Linked DNA regions of Homo sapiens: region 2 is linked to region 1. The links are chromatin loops, found by intact Hi-C in ENCODE. Cell type or tissue: IMR-90. All regions are shown on one strand. Each heading gives the region's core, and the rest is flanking DNA. Links, peaks and the distances in the headings are about the cores only.

Region 1 (9,133 bases), core at 376-8,375:
AAGAAACATCAAAACAGTCTATTTAACAAATATGTAATGTTTATTTTATTTTACAATAATTATTTTATATTTTATTTTTCCTCACTAAAAATTACTTAGACATATATGTCAATTAACTTTTATGATAGACCAAGAAAAACTCATATTTACCTTCTCTATATATGAATCTTATTCTCTGCTTACCTCAAAAAAAATTTTAATATAAGTAATAAAATAACATCTTTTACCTCCTTTGTTAGATGAATTCTATTTAGTATAAGAAGTTAGGCCAGCTGCAAAGTTGGGCACAGTCCCCCAAACCACCCTCACTTCTGACACCAACTGCAAGTTCAAGGGGTTGCAAAAATCACCCTCAGTTTCCATGCTTCGCTAGAAGGTATTCACAGAATTCTCTTAAAGCTGTTATATACATGGGTACAGCTTCTTACAGGAGAAGGATACAAATTAAAATTAGCCAAAGGAAAAAGCACACAGGGCAGAGTCAAGAAGTACAAAACACAGAGCTTCTATTATCTTCTCCCCGTGCAGTTAAAATGCATTACTCTGACTGCTCTGATGTGTGACAGTATGCTTGAAGTACTGCCAACCAGCAAAGCTTACCAAGCCTTTCTGTCCAGAGTTTTTGGGGGGACTTCATCAACTAGACATGATTGATGGACTCATTGCTCACATGGTTAATCTCAGTCTCTAGGTTGACTGATACCACATGAATCGAAGACCCTACTCTAAGTCAAAATGTCCTATTTGTGGCATGACCAGGCCCTTCTCTAAGACTCTACAGGTGTAGTTAACTCTTGCCCGAAATCACATGGTTGGATTTTCCAGTATGACCCAACTCCTACTCTATGACCAGCCCCAGCTTGAAGACTATAGAGGTGTGGCTAACCCCTACTCTAAATCATATGATTGGACTATCCTGTATGACCCAAGACTTCCCAAGCAAAGAAAGATATTATAGAGATTACCTTCTAGAAGCTGAGGGCAATGGCAAGACCTCTCTTTGGGCAAGGCTAAACTCTTTACTACACATAGGGGTGGGAAAAGTTAGAAGTTCAGTTTTCTTGTATGTTAGTGATATTGTTTTCTCTATAAATTTTCACACCTTCCCAATAACCTTTCTATTTTCTTATGAAAATAGTGTATAGATATTTGAAATATATCATTCCTGGTAGTTTATCTCATAGATATGGATAGCAATAGTTTTTCTCAAGTCAGTTATTTTATCTCATAACATTATCATTATCTTACCTGAAAAAACCATTTGAAATTACTGAAAGAATGTCTATTTAATAAAAACACTTTAGATTATTTTAATGTATCTATTCAATATTTGTTGAATTCTCTTGTATGTCAGATATTACATTAAGTACTTTGTATGTAATAATAAATAAGACCTGGTTCTTTCCTTAAGGAATTACAGTCTAGTGGAAGAAATCAACAGTGACACGATTACGGTAGAAAGGAATAGTTACAATGAAACTGTACAGAGGGCAATAACTAATCCAGCCTTACAATTTCAGATATGGGAGGGGTATCCAAAATGTGGGTTGAACATTCATAGCCAAGTAATGGAAGTGGGAGGTGGGGCAATCCAGGCAATGCAAGTGATATATGCAAAGTTTTGACGTGAGAACACATAGCAAAGTATACCCTATTCACTGTGGCTGGGGCACAGGAGTTAGGTGCAGGGGTAATCTGTGGAGGCTGAAGGTGTGTGTACTTCACTCTCACACAAGAAAAGCCTCATTATTTGTTTAGTAAATGCTGTCACTGTCATGGGTTATATGTACTTGCTAACATAATTCTGAATGTAGCTGAAAAGAAGTGAATACATATTATCTTAAGAGCAGATACCAAAATTCTTGACAATTTGACAAGTTCATTCAAACAAGGCATATTTAGCGTGATTATTTGCTTGGCACTGTGCTGGACTTGAGAAGACAGCGCATACAGCTGTATACATATATAACACAGGGATACAACATGTCTGCTAAATAAAACAGACGTATTTCCTCACATCAAACTTATAGTCGGCCAGGGAGAACAACTTCAACCACATAATCACAAAAGTGTTTAACTGCATTTACGATATGTAATATGACAGAAGTTTCATGGTAGCATAATAAAATATAGAAAGGGTACCTGCCTAGTCCACAGAAAATGGAAAGACTTGCTGGAGAAAATGATTTCAACTGGTATTGGGTAGAGGTGAAGGTGATAGGGGAGGGGGTATTGAGGTTATGAGGGGTATGAATCACAATTCCAGAAGACAAGACAATGTGATGAACCAGAGACTGAAGAGAACAAGATACATTTGTGGTCCTAAAAAGAGAATGTTCTGCCTGGAGAGCAGAGTGTGAGTGAGATGGCACACTAGGTGAGCTGGAGCATCAGAGAGAGCCTAGAGAATGGAATCAAGTTGGCTACAATAATGCTATGGCTTTTGTCCCAGGAAAGGGAAATTTTAAAGGTTTCAGTTTATCTGCTTTTATGGAGACAAGTGAGTTGGGCCCAGCTGCATTTTTAAAAGGTTATTCTAGGTAACCAATAGAGGAAAGAATAGAGTGGAACAGTGGTGGAAGTAGTGATCAAATAAGATGTAGGGGTTCAGGTGAGAGATGTGGGTAGTTTGGACAAGAGGCAGTAGTGATGGAAAGAATGGATAAATTCAAGAATTTATGATGAGTTTATGAGAAAGTTGAAGAAAGGGAGGGGTTAAGAATGTCCTAGAAGTTCCTGGAAAGTCAGATGACTAGAAAAAAATGAGTATTTGAGGAAGGAAAGCCAAATGCTATCAAGAAGTCAAATAAGATGAGCTGAAGCAGTGGGACTCAGATGAGAATTGATTGAAGAGTAAGAAATGAAGAAATGGAAAAACTAAAAACAGAATAGATATTGTCAGAATCCAAGTAAAAATCAAACAATCAAACAGCTTAATATGAGAAAATAAGAATTATTTATTTCCAAGAGAAAGAAGAGAAAAGAAGAGAGAAGTAAGAGATTGGTAGTAGGAGTGGCTGCCAACAAGATGGCAGAGCACTGGGAGAGGTGAAGGTTACTGGGAAATTCCCAGTAAATTTACGGCCAACAGGACTTTTAAAAACAGAATTATGCAGTGGATGATACTTTTCAAGGTTGATTTACCCTACCTTTTTTTTTTTTTTGATATAACCAGTTCCAGCTCCTTCAGTTGTTCAGTAAACTAACTTTACTAGGTAAGACTTCATGCTATTTGGTTTTCTGATAAAATAGAGAAAGTGCTGAATTTCTAGTCTGGAGCTCCCTGGTATGACAAAAATAAATAAATAAATAAATAAATAAATAAATAACAGACCAAGAGGACAGAAGGAAAAAAACTCCCCTATTGCAGGAATTTGTAGAAATCTTGGGAACTGTTTCAATTTTTGACCAATCTATACCTCAAGGGACTGGAAGATCTCAATCGACATTAAATTAAGACTGGCTAATATCAAGGATTAAGGTGTGTGGCCACTGATCAGTTCTTTATATGGAGATATTAATATTCTGTTCCAACTAACTATACCAATATGCTCTCTCAGCTATTATTCTTAACCTCATTAATCCAGCAAGGGTTGCAAACCCAAATGTTTTCCAAGAACTGGAGGGAACATGATATATGAAGAGGTTATTGGTAGAACCTATGGTGAAGCAAAACGTTCACTCCATGTACAGTCATGATACATCATAGGTATCTAGATATTTATCACTGAAATAGTAAATCAATATTTTTGGTTCATAGGAAAACCAAATGTCCATTTAAAAATTGAGTTTTCCAAGTTTTCATTCTAAGAAAATATCTTGGAGATAATTAACATGAACTTTGACATGCTCCTGCTACCATACAAGCTGAGTGACCTTAGTTATCTTAGTTAAATTACTTGGATTCCTTAAGTCTAACTTTTACTGTTAATCAAATGGATATAATAAGACCTATCTCATAGGGCAGTTGTCAAAAAAGAATTGAATAAAAGTGTGTGTATGTGTGTGTGTGCCTGTATGTGTGTATGTATGTGTATATGTGTGTGTGTATATATGTGTGTGTGTGTGTGTGTGTGTGTGTGTATGTATGTATGTATGTATATACTTGCACAGACCAGGACCCGGTATAGAGTAGGCATTGAATAACTATTAGCTATTTTTGGAAATTACATTGAAATGGTGTCTCATCATCACAAGCAAAATTTCCTCAAGACTCAAAAATATGTGTTGAACACTCTTGGAGGCAATAGAATAGAGCATTGAACAAAACAAATACTCTTGTCCTCGCAGAACTTATAATTTGGCAACAGAGTACATGTTAGTGGAATTGTACATTTTCTCAATTTCTGCAAACTTTTAGTATCTTTGTAAAATGAACTGTGGCACATATTAAAACTAGTCAATTAGATCAGCTTTGTGAAACCAAATCAATCATTCTTCCAAACCATATAGTATTTGTTTGTACTCATTGATACTTAAAACTTATTGATACTTATTAGACCTTAATATTTCTCTTTAAGAGATATCAATGAAATAGTTTCATCCCTTGAGTTTCTCTCGATATAACCCTCTGATTGTGGAAATAATAGAATGTTAAAGATATGAAAGCTAAAAAATACCTTATCAATAAATTATTCACTTTATTTTTCAGTTGAGAAACTGAAGCCTAGAGCAAGGACATAGAGTTAGCATGTCTAAAACACATTCTTTAAGTGGTGTTCATTTTGTTAGGGGAAAAAACTACCTCTTGGATCTTAAATGCCACATAATTGGTGAAAAATGTACTGATTTGAATAATTGCTGTTTTTGCTAACAGCTGGATTCCAATGGGGAATTACTAATCCGAAATGCGCAGCTGAAACATGCTGGAAGATACACATGCACTGCCCAGACAATTGTGGACAATTCTTCAGCTTCAGCTGACCTTGTAGTGAGAGGTAAGAGTTTCAACATTTTAAAATTACAAAACCAAAAGTATTTGACTTGCATAAACATGTATAATCTTCTGGTAACTCTGGTGCAAATTCTTACATATTTAGAGTCTCAATCCCATGCTTAAGAATGGATCTTAAGCTTCTTCCCATGCCTAAGAATGATCTATGCCAGACAAGTAGTAAACAACACTGATTTTGTTTGTTTTACTAACTACGTATCTTCTAGAAAGTTACACCACATATCTCCTACTAAATGTTTGTGCTTTGTAGACTTACCAAAAGTTCTCGTTTCCTGCTAATACTTTTTAGTGTGTTGTGTATAGTGCTGTTTCCTTTTTTATTTCTATGGAAAAGATATATACTGATGCTGTTTACTATAACCTCAACTGTTATATATTTATCACTTTTGTCTTAGAGTGTAAAGTTAATTTATACATGTATCATGTTTTTATTTGTTGCTGGTTTTTTCAAATTAGTGTTTTCGTTCTTATGAATAATATAATTGAGATTGTGATGGAATATACATTTATTAAAAATGCAACCCCTTTGCTACTGGCCGCTGCCATAGCAGTGAGGCTGGCTGGGAACACAGCACACCTTGTTTAAAATAAAGAGCTGGCTCTTCACTGACTGCCCTTTAGTTTTGCACCCAAGAAGTACCATGTGTTGACCCCAGCTTGCTTACCTTTAATATCTCACTTCATGTAACCAACTCCAACCATCTAACTAATCCACAAAAATACACTTTAACTTCCATGTCAGTTGCTTTATTCACAGTATTCCTTCCATGTCTTTTTCTCATGATTTGTTGACCAAATCTTATTCATCCTTCAAGTCTTAAAGTATATACTAAGTTCATGAATCCTTCTCTTGATGTCCCCAATATGAGCTCCGATCTTCTGAATTTTCATAACATATATTGCTTTCTCTCATATGTTTTATAGCAGTTGGTACACAGTTATCTACTCTCCTAAGTTGTAAAATTCATATATGTTTTTTTTTTAGTGAATGGCAGAGTTCCTTTGCATTGTTTCGTAGCTCTCTCTTTCTGTCTCAGTGTCAGTTAAAATTACTATTTTTTCACATTTCACCTACTAAAAATATTTATTGAACATTAATTGTACATTTTGCCTTTACTTTTCACACTATCAGATAAATTGGCAATAAAATGATATTTGTGGCTTGTTTATTTTAATTCTCCTTCCACATCTGGGTCAATATAATTTTACTCAATCTCATGCAGCTCCTGCATTTCCCTCTAGAGCAATGTTAATATGGGGTCCCTAAGCAACACTGGGCAAATGCTGAAAACTCTTCTACTCCATTTGAATATATTCTCCAATAGAGTTTTAAGAAGTCTAGTTGAAGTTTCTTCATCTGAATGAACTTGGAAATACATTCCACAAACCACTTATTGAATAATAACAAATAAAAATGAGACTACAAAATCCTAAGTCAAACAAAATTCATTTAGGTTCAGTATTTTCATTTATTTTGTTATCTGGGACATTGATTGTTTTCAAGAATTATTAGGGAGAGGGATTAGAGGGATTAGTTCACCATTCTTCCTAGTCAGACCACTAGCTGTTAAGTCATTTCCAGAAGTAGCCAAAGTGTATATTTAATTGAAATTGCTTGCATATGAAAATAATTAGCATTAATATTGCAATAGGAGTTATGTTACAGTGTGTGGACATAAATGTCTTCATATGATTACATTGTAGTAAACTCATAGTACTATTACCATAGAATACTCTGTAATATTCAGAGTGAAGAGGAATTTTACAGATGAAATGCAAGGGTAGTCATGATACTAGCCACACATACTTAGGTAATTAATTATCACCACTATATGTATTTTTATAGAGAATCAATAAAAAGAAGCTATAGCCAATATTATGTAGAAATAAAAACGTATACAGCATTTTAAGTCCTTGCACTATAGTAGGATGCTAATAAAACCATACAGGTACATGAAAATACTGCTTACCTCTGTTAAAGTCAGCAGAGTCATAACCATTCTTCAAACTTTATTTCTAATAATAGAAAAAGTATCCATTTCATATCAAAAGAAATTTGCAATTAAAATAGTCAAATATATTTGACTATTGCAGAACTTGTGTCAAAAACATGTATAGATGTTCTAATATGCTTTATATATTTAAACCAGAAGGTAGACAATTAAACAGTTGTTTTTATTTTTTAATAATAATGGTGAGCAATGTATAAGACATGCCCTGCCTTAAGTGATATTATTATTGGTCTATTTATTCATTTAATTATACTTTTGTATCTAGTTCAGGAAATCATAACCTGGAGTCTATGAACAGGCTTTAAGGGATCCATGGACCACCAGAAATTGTACATAAAATTCTACGTGTATGTACATTTTCCTGGGAAAATGATTTGTAATTTTCATAAGATTTTCGTAGCCAGCAATGTCCCACAAGGCATTAAAAAGCTAATCTATTTTTTATTTCCCCATCTAGATCAAGACTCTCTAATAAAATAAATTGAAGAGATGATTATTCACTTTATGCAAAAGAATAAAATACTAATACATTTCATGTAGTTAAATCTAATAGCACATTTAGATTGTGAATTGCTTTTAAAAGATTCGATTTGCACTCAACCCTTCAAAATTACATGTTTGTAAAAAATATTAAATATGTTATGTAGTAGACAGTAGAAATCTATAAGAACTTTCCATATTTGAGATGGACTAATTTTAATCCATATTCAGATATTGGTAATCTGAACTGCAGCTGCTGAAATTAGTGGTGCAATGAGAAGGACAGTAAACACAGTAGAGGGGAAAGCAATTTCATCTGAGGATCGCTAAAAAATTTTTTATAACAAAATTATTTCTGTGTATAAATGATTATGCCTTATCAGAGAAGACTGAAACAAAAGTATAAATATTTAGACATAATTAAGATTGTGGATTTCTTTTAGCCTACATCACACTGAAGGAAATGAATACATAGTAAGAACAGTGTTGCTGCCCTAATCAACATGTGTGTGTGCGTGTGTGTGCATGTGTGCACGCATTTGTAATTGTGGGTGGAAAAGGGTGAGTATATGCATACAGCATGATGAAAGCAATTTCTATCAGAAAAGAAGTGTGTTTTAATTTATTCCTTGCCTTTTTATTGTATATTGAGCTTAGAATGTAAGCAGTCAAGTAGTTAAATCTGAATGCCTCTAAATATAAAACTAAAATTAAATGTAGGAAAAATATAGTCAATGGAAAATGTAGCATTGGATCTGATTTCATGGGGCCTTTTACTGAGAGAAAACACTCCCGCTGTGAGTTTTTTGTGTCATGTATGGTAGGATTTAGAAATGAAGAAAGCAGTGGCAATTGTCGCCAAAGAAAAACAATCTGTAGAAAATGTCCCCGATAATAAGATATGAACTATTGTAATTCTGTAAAAGCATAAATGTGTACTTATAGAAAGCTATAGCACTTTAATTTATTTACCATATAACTGGGTCCAAAGATGCTTGAGGAAAAGAGGCCAGTAAAGTTGCATGCATTGTCTAATCCTCCAGCTCTGCAAACAACTTCAAATCATGAGATTGTATTGACCATGTAATTTTCACTTTTCTTTTCCAAAGTTGGCTTTTATATGAGTTATATCTGTTAACTTTGGCAACATTTCTGTTAGTCTTTCTATAGTATAGAGATTATTTTTGCAAGAGTAACATTTCTTCAAATGCTGTTGTCCAGGAGGTCTAACATATAAAATCGAAGATGAAGATAAATAAATAAACATTTGTGTCGTCACAACCCTGGCAAAAGCAGATTATCTACTCTGAAATAGGACACCTTCAACCAGCCCCCTAAGGATTCTAACAAATTTAGATAAATAAAATATGAATCTATATAAAAAATGAAAATTGATGGCCAGGTGTGGTGGCTCACAACTGTAATCCCAGCACTTTGGGAGGCCAAGGAGTGCGTATTGCTTTGAGACCAGCCTGAGCAACATGGCAAAAAACCCGTCTCTACCAAAAATACAAAAATAAGCTAGGCATGGTGGCAAGAGATTAAAATGCTATGCTTGATATGATGACATTTAAATAACTTATAGAAGATTTTAGTGAAAGTTTATTTTTTTCCTATGAAGAACACATATTGACCTCAATTTTCCAATTTTCCAAATAATATTGTTGGTGAAAGGAGTAATTTCAGA
Region 2 (9,133 bases), core at 652-8,651, 97 kb after region 1:
GCTTTGTGATCTTTTTTTTTTTTTTTTTTTTGAGACGGAGTCTTGCTCTGTCACCCAGGCTGGAGTGCAGTGGTGAGATCTCGGCTCACTGCAAGCTCTGCCTCCCAGGTTCACGCCATTCTCCTGCCTCAGCCTCCCAAGTAGCTGGGACTACAGGTGCCCGCCACCATGCCCAGATAATTTTTTTTTTTATTTTTTAGTAGAGACAGCATTTCACCGTGTTAGCCAGGATGGTTTCGATCTCCTGACCTCGTGATCCACCCACCTCGGCCTCCCAAAGTGCTGGGATTACAGGTGTGAGCCACCGCACCCAGCCTGTTTTGTGATCTTATATAATTAATTTTGTATTGAATTGTACTTTAGTCTTATGCTATTGGCTTAGACTGAGGGCAATTAAAAATAAAGTAGAGAAACAAAACCAAAAAAAATACACAAAATCTACTATTATATTATTCTACAATTGTTGAGGATATATTTCTATAAAACACATACAAAAATGTCCTCTTTTTAAGGAACTGTGAATGAAAGTTCTCTCAGGTAGGGGTGAACCTATAGAAGTGAGCACCCTGGTCTAGGCCAATAAATAAATATTTAATGTCTAAATAAAATAATTTAATATTAACATTAAATTAGTCTTGAAATTCCTGCATACTATGTATTTAATGGAGAAGATGAGATCTTGTAAGAGGAAGAATGCAAGGAGGATCACTTCTGTCTAAACTCTGGAACAGTTCATCTCCTAACATCCACCCCACACAAACACACACACACACACACACACACACACACACACACACACACACACAAAGAAACCTACAGTTAAATAATCCATTCTCTGTGAGCAGTGTAGATATTACTTATTGGAATGTATTAAATAGCAGACTCACTCTCCACACACACACACTCTAAATAGCTTATCAGCATCTTCCTTCAGTAGAGAACTGTGGGGGTAGAATACTGTGATAAATATGCTTTCCCAATTTCTTGTATTTCTAGTACTGTGTTGGCATCCAGTACAGTTTATATCCCGGATATCTGCCCAACTAGACTGTTCCATAAACTTTGTCTCTGGTCTTAAGACCAGAAGTAGATAAGCTCTTCCTGAGACATTACTTGTTTTTATCTTTTGGATAAAGACATTGGAAACTCAATGGCTGATGTATTTCCGTGTTTGCACTGCATGGCCAAAGCTCAGAGCCAAATCTGCTACATGCCTATAGCAAAATATATAAAGTATTGTATATTTTACTTTAAAATGTCTGAATATATATGCAGTGGCTTTAAAAAGTGCCTGGAACAACACAGACACAATAAATATTAGCAATATTTGTACTAGCTTTAGTTGATGTTGCTGCTATTTTGGTATTACCTCTTATTTTGTATCATGTTTCCTAACTTTATCTTTTTTCCTCTCAATTTTCTTATTTGTTTTCTTTATCATACTTTATCTATCTTTGTAAACTATCAGAAAGTCTTTTTAGAATGAAGTAGCCTATAACTTATAAGTAAATATTTATATTTTATCCCCCAAAGAACCTGGCAAACCATTTTGACTCAGTGTTTGTTTTTTCAATTTAACTAGCAAAAAAAGTTCTCTAGATAAATACTGTTGGATTACAATATCTGGAAGACTTCAATAGTAAATGTCTTAAGAACATTTATTTATCCTCAAGAACTACAAAACATGAATCGGATTTCCAGTATATGCTTTATAATTAAATTTAAGCCAAAAAGAATTCTTGAAATATTATTTAAAGTTATAAAGAATGCATCTAAAATGTGAGAGCCAATAAAATCTAAAGAGAAAATTCTTAAAATAAAATGGACACAAGAAGAAAAATGAATTAAAAAGCACTTACATATTTAGTAAAATAAATGTGCTTAGAAAATAGAGAACTGGCATGTGTGATCCTAAGACTACATAGATATTATAATCCAAGCAGAAGTCTAAAATATAAAGCAAACCAATTTGATAGAGAAATATTTGAAGTAGAAAAAATAATGATGCCATCACATTTGAAAAATATAGTCTTCATAATTCTTACATTCTTTCAAGTATCCCAAGTGCTTTCGTGACATTATATAGTCTGAGTTTATTTTTAGAAAGCCTTGGTTTTTATAAATAAAAAGACATTCTTTCTTTTTATAGAGTCACTATGAATGGCTGACTAAACTTCTAAACATATAAATACACTGCCATGGATATATGATACCCAAAATGAATTTGATGTAGAGGAAAAAGTAGTTCACAGACAAAATTTATTTAGATTTTGTCTCTTTCATGTTTTCACTAAATATATATATATATATATATATATATATATATATATATATTTGCCAATAATGCAGTGTCAGTTCTTTATAAGGTGGCTTATTCCTGGAAACTCTTGTTATTTTGTAATTTTGTTAATTATGTTGCCCTTTATATTGATGATTTAGATGTTTGAACATATCTTTTGTAGCTCTCTGCAGCCACATGTTATTCTTTTTGCTTTTGCTCCTGGGACTGAAAACTGTCGTCATCAAGAACTTTTAACTAATCTTTAACAGATTTTAAAATAACTAACATATATTTAAATGTCATTACAAATAATATAATGCTAGCTCATATTTATTATTATACTTGTTGAACTTTGGATTCAGTTAAAGGAATAAAGAATTATTTAACTTAGCATTTTCTTACTCTGACTTTTTAATCCTTTTTTACCCATTTTTAAAATAAATACAGTGTACCACTAAGGCAAAAGTCCCCAAAACTCTATTGTCTTCTTGTTCTTTCATTCTTTAAAAATATATATTGTATGCCAGCTCTTAATTGTGTTCATGGAAACTTGTAAAACACTAATCAATATTCTATAAGCCAGATAAAATAAATATAAAAGGAAACATTTTATATCTGAATTTTAGAGGCTAATTCCCTTTCCTCAAAGAAAGAGAAGTTATATTATTCTCAAATTAAAGTGAAAATGAGTATGCTTTCTTATTGCTACTTGATTATTTAGGACTATATAGTGCCTTAAAGTCTCTATACTATCCTTTCTGGTATAAGATTTATTTTTCTAAAATTTGAGAATGATAAAATTAGTAATAAATTTTGCTAGGAGTTATAGCATCGATATTGGGAAAAAATAAGGCAACTATATTACAGGCACTAGTAAACATAGTATTATACATATTTCCTAGAACATATTTGACTATAAACATTTTTCTACAAATTAAGTAGATATTGTTGTCAATGCCTAATATCTTACCTATTTTTCATGGAACATAACATGTATGAGGCAAGGTTAGTTATACACAAGATGAAAAATCATGGTGAAAATATGATTAGAGTATCTGCTTTAGCAAAGAGAGAAATGGTAATTCTCTCCTCATTTTAAACATAAACAAGTTTCCTATCTTTATAATTAACCTATTGATAATATAAACCAAAGCACTTATCACAGAACATAGCAGTTGCTCAATTATTTTATTGATCTTCAGCAGTTACTAATACATTCTGTAAGCTAGCACACAAATAAGGTACTTCACATAGAATAATGTCTTTAAATTACACTATCAGTTGCCATGTCACATTTAAAGAACTCATTCTCTAGTTATTAGATGTACTTGAATGTACTTATGTGATTTAGAGAATGTCAAGTCATGCAATATATTTTTGCAAATTTGATGAATTTTCATTTATATGTGTTAATTTTAAAATATTGTTTCAATCATTTAATATATTTTCTACACAGCTCTGCTGCATGGTCAATGAACAGTATGTCATTTGTGGTTTATCGTCAGCCATTTTTAATTAGACGAAATCCAACATTGCAAGTTTTAAAACTGAAGATTAGGCATCATTCCAAGTAGCAAATATTTTTGTTTTGGTTTTCTTCTAGGTTAATAACTTCTCTGACATTTGCACAACTGTGTTTGAAATATAGTCTAATAGAATATGTATTTGCCTTCTATAAAATTAATGTCCTAGACGATGATAAAATATGTTGAAGTTTTAAGGGAATTATTTTTTTTATTATCTTGGATTGGTCTATGAATTAATGAAATGGAAATTAATATACATGAGAGGATCAACTATAACTTTACATTAATTTAGAGTATTATAAGCAGTGGCTTAGAATAAGAGTTTACTTTTTGTGAATATCCAGGATAACTTTCACTAGCTTCTCCCTTTTTCACAATGCATTTCTTGGTAAATATTTTGTTATCATCACGACAGTGGGTGTTTCTAAAACCCATTCATATATTTTGCCCCATCTCTTCTTCCTTAGTGTGTTTTCCTCCTCCTCCAGGAAACCCCTTTTCTGCTGCCACCTGGAAGTACCCTCCTTTTTGCTCCCCTCATATCTTTGGCATTCTAAGTGCAATTGTGTTTACCACACCGTACTACAGTTGTGGTTTACTATCATTCAACCAAGATCTCTTGAGAAGAAGAAAGGCCATTTCTGCACCCAGTACTGACCACAGAAGTAGTGGGTTCTTATTAAATTGAAATTCATGAATGGAGGTTTGGCAGTTAAGTTTTTTCCTGTTATATTAAAACTGAGAAGCAATCCTAAAGAAAGAAAAATGACTTGGATAGAAACTCACATTTTAATCACATTTAGATGGTTCCTGCCCACTTAGTTAAAACAACTAGCATCTTTATCTATAAGTTGGATCATGTCAATGTACCTTTCTCAGCAGTGACTTCCTCTCTCTTCCCTCTCAGCTTCCCACACAGGGACATTACAGCCACGGATTTGCTCTTACTTTGAAGAAGCACGGGTACCTCAGTACCTAGATCTTCTTTTGAGTTTGCACAACCTTGGAGATGCAGAGTAGTTAAGTTGTAGTCAGAAGAGCCCTGATTCCTCCCGGCTTGGATTAAGTGGTACCCTAAATCCTAAATACCTTCTAATGCCCTTTAGTCTGGGCCTGGCCAGATACTTCTTTCCTGAGTCCATTACCAGAAATCTTTGGAATGTGGCCTGCAGAGACCACAGACAATTGGCACTCATTTTTCAACAAACAAAGTAGGTTAGAAAATAATTTTCCAGCTATAATAATACAAAGAGCCACCAATCATGAAATATTTATTTATAATAGCAATGCACTCTGTATCTTTGTTAAAATAACACAATTAGCTAATTGTTACTATCACCATTTTACTGATGAAGTCACTGAAATTCAGAGAGTTTATGTAACTTGTCCAAAGTCCTACAGCTGGTTAAGCTAGGAGCCAGAATTCAAATGATTTAGTTCTAACACTAAAGCATGTGCTCTTAATCTGTATACTATGTTAGGATGGGATTAGTTCCATATGGCAATTTTTAGCAAGAACCTGATATTGGGACATGACATAGCAACAAGAGAAGAGAAACAGAGATACCCAGAAATACACAGGTCATTCTATAAGTAACTACTATATTGCAGAATAAATAGTGAATGCCAGATAGGCACAGCTAAAATTTCTAGCACTCCAACTCCAAACCAAATTTTGTTAACTATTTGGGAGAGGACCTGACATAGCTTCTGCCATTATCTAAACAGACAGAATCCACATGATTCTTGGAGGAGGAAAAAATTAAATAAACTCAGATTACTTTCTTTTAATCTTCTAGACTCCATCCGTACAAGTGGAAAATTCATCTGACTCAGTTAAAACTAACATATTTAAAGCACCAATTATATAGTCCAATTAAAGTATTATCTAAATATAACATTTAGATCATAATTTATTATATTATAAATATTTGGATATTTATAAATATTATATTTAGATATTTATAAATATTTATAATATTTAGATATTTATAAATATTTATAATATTTAGATATTTATAAATATTATAAATATTTAGATATTTATAAATATTATAAATATTTAGATATTTATAAATGATATTTATAAATATTATAAATATTTAGATATTTATAAATATTATAAATATTTAGATATTTATAAATATTATAAATATTTAGATATTTATAAATATTATATTTAGATATTTATAAATATTATATTTAGATATTTATAAATATTAAGATATTTATATTATAAATATTTAGATATTTATATTATTATATTTAGATATTTATAAATATTATTATAAATATTTAGATATTATTTATAAATATTTAGATAATATTTTATTTCCTCTAAAGAAAGAGCCATGTATTCCTGGTCCAAGATTATATTCTAAACACAGGCTTAACTTAAAATAGACCATGATCACTACAAAAAGGAAGAAAGGTGATAAATAACACTTAAAAATCTCACATGTACATTAGTAGACCCTTTACAAGGAAAATATTATTAAAGTTTAATGTGCAACTAATTTAGCTCGGTGAAATATTTTTGATATGTATTAAAAAATCAACCTATGGCTAGCTAACAATGTAATTCTCAGAATATGCAATATCAACATAAGACTCTGTTCATATTTCTGAATTAAGCACTTTAGTGGATATTGGTTTAGATGGGCTGATTGCTTGATTTTAAATCTTATTTGATGAATTTGGAATGGAAGATTAAGAAATAAAGGTAGAGAGGTATGATTGGAGTATAAGTTATATTTAGACTGTGAAAAGGGAGAAGATTAAGTTTGTGGTCTTTGCTTTTTGTTTTCTGGCGTTTTGGCGTGATTTTTTTTATTTTTATATTTTGCTTTTCTTATACATAAGCATGAGATGATGAGATCCTAAACTTCTAATGCACAGGCAATAAAGGTGAAGAGTCGTGAGAGATTCTAGAGCTATACTGGAGATCAAATCAGTTGGACTTGGCACCCAAGTTGATATATTACAGGCGAGGAAGAAAAAGCACTTTGCAAATGACGGCATTTTCTATTATGAATAATTAAGTGCATGGTACCTCATGAACTGAACTAAGTAGTGCAGGAGGATGGACAATTTTTATAGGAGTAGTGGCAGGAATAGGGAGTATAGAGGGAGAGAGAAGTGGTCCTGTGACAAACGCAAGAACCTCAACATGGAAAAACAGGTAAAGTGAACAAGAGATAAAACAATCCAGGTAAGACATAGTAAATCCAAAATGAGTCAATGCTCCCAAGCTTCTTTTTAGGTTTCCTAACATTTCTCTCAACACCTAGAAAATTCATTATGAATTACTTCATACATGTTACTATATCATCATTGACAAACACCTAAAAGTCCCTGTTTCCACTGTCAAGATAAATGAGTATAATAAGACACAAGTCTTGAAAAGAGAAAAAGCAATAATAACCAAAAATTGTATGATGGAATGAATAAAAGAAGCCTGGCAATACTGATAGAAATGCTGGTATTGAAGGAATTTCAGTTCCATTCACTTGTGGGAATTTGATTTGTTCAATGTAAACAAAATGGTTTCTTAAAGAATTTCCCAGAATTCCAAATGGTTAGAAAGAAGTAACTACTCTGCTGATTTTATAAATAAACTCCTGCAAAAGTGATGAAAGTTAATCTTTTTTTCCCCTTTTTTTAACTTAAAAAGAATTTGAAAAGAACTTAAAATTTCAAGGTTTAACACCATGAAACTATGACTAAGGATGAGCCTTTTCAGAAAAGAAGGAAGTCTGAAAAATATATAAACAGAACCAAGGAAATTCTGTGCAGATACAATCCAAGGTGATTAGAATTATTTTATATCTTCAGGTTGAGAAACTGAACAAGCACAATCTCTTAGAAATTTTTTAGACTAGTCAATGTCCAATTCTAGCCAGTGACTCCTTACACACTTCAGACTATAGTTAAAATAGCTGAAAAATTATTTCTGCTGTGAAAGTACAAAGAGAAGATTCAGCTTGTTATGATCCTCTTAATAGTTTCAGTGATTCAATGAATTTGGACAATTTCTTATAAGAACTTCATGTGCATATAGCAAAACAGAGAGACACCAATTAATCCTTTTTGATAGATGGATGACACTGAATTGTGAAATAAGGTCCCAAGATCTAACAAACAAATGAATTCAAGGTCATAAAAAGAAGAAAAATCTTAATAGCAAATACCAAATACCAATACACTAGGAGAAAAATCTTAATACCAAATACCAAATCTTAATGCCCTTAATACCAAATACCGATCTTAATACCAAATACCAAAATACAGCCTCAAACAGGTGAATCACTCATTTGTCATAGCCTCAAAGCCAAAGATGACTGAAGACCAACAGAACTTTTTGCCCCAGTTTTATCCTGAGAAAGTTTCCAGGGTAGTTCTGTCTCTGCATCACCATTTGAAACCAGTGAGAGAATGGGATTATTGGCTGTCATTGCTATTGAGGCTTTTAGAAACCTCTAGTCATTTTCAACTCTCAACTCATTACATTAAGGAAGGCGGCATCACTGCATTCTCTAGTAATGTTTAAAGATGTTTATGAAGCAGCCAGGATGTAGAGGAAATAGTACTGGGCTTAGATTCTGGTTTATGTTCAATACCTAAGTTTACTGTCTTTTAGGTATGTAAATATAAGCCCTAGGTCCCTAATCTGTAAATACAAATAATGATACATACTTTAACTGTATCTTATAAGAATTTAGTAAAATAAATGTTGTAATGTGTCCTAGACAAATTAGGCACTTACTAAGTGGTTTAAAAGAATTAAAAAATCCATTGAACAGGCCAAGTGCAGTGGCCTGAGCCTGTAATCCGAGTACTTTGCAGGGTCGAGGTGAGAGGATTGCTTGAATCCAGGAGTTCCAGACCAGCCTGGGCAACATTGTGAGACCCTATATCTACGAAAAATATAAAAACTTAGCTGGGAATGGTCATGCATGTCTCTAATCCCATCTACTCAGAAGGCTGAAGTGAGAGGATCACTTGAGCCTGGGAAGTAAAGGCTTTGGTGAGCTGTGATCGCATCTTTGCACTCACTCAGGCAACTGAGTGAGTTTGTCGGAAAAAAAAAATGAACAGATATTTGTTAATGACATATTATGGATCAGGCTGTCCAGAATCTTATGAATAAATGAAATAATTTTAAGGAAAATTGAGTCTCATGGCCAGTTAGTTTCACTCTTTCTCTTTATTGTCAATACCCACAAACACCAGCCAGTCTCCACAAAAAAAGAGAAGCAAAGCAATAGAACGAGCAATTTTTGTGGTGGGGGATGATTGCAAGGGACAGTCTTTCTTTGTATGTAAA

Evidence for each region. Peaks named below come from ENCODE experiments on the same cell type or tissue, not always from the same donor. Only the 100,000 strongest peaks of a DNase experiment are listed, where the experiment ranks them.
Region 2: it touches region 1 in a loop (2.2-fold over the local background); 1 of 110 quality-filtered maps calls a loop at or near these places.

What each region holds. Positions count from the first base shown.
Region 1 is chr12:40,954,298-40,963,430 of GRCh38, forward strand. It overlaps CNTN1 (contactin 1), which reads left to right. Exons shown (of 24, transcript NM_001843.4): 15 at 4,817-4,937. Among named protein-coding and RNA genes, the nearest start is that of PDZRN4, 230 kb to the right of the region's middle. In IMR-90, for the core only: no CTCF peak of the experiment used is centred there; a DNase peak (open chromatin) is centred at 4,944; H3K27ac peaks cover 770 bases.
Region 2 is chr12:41,051,135-41,060,267 of GRCh38, forward strand. All of the region lies in intron 23 of CNTN1 (contactin 1), which reads left to right. Among named protein-coding and RNA genes, the nearest start is that of PDZRN4, 130 kb to the right of the region's middle. In IMR-90, for the core only: no CTCF peak of the experiment used is centred there; no DNase peak of the experiment used is centred there; H3K27ac peaks cover 163 bases.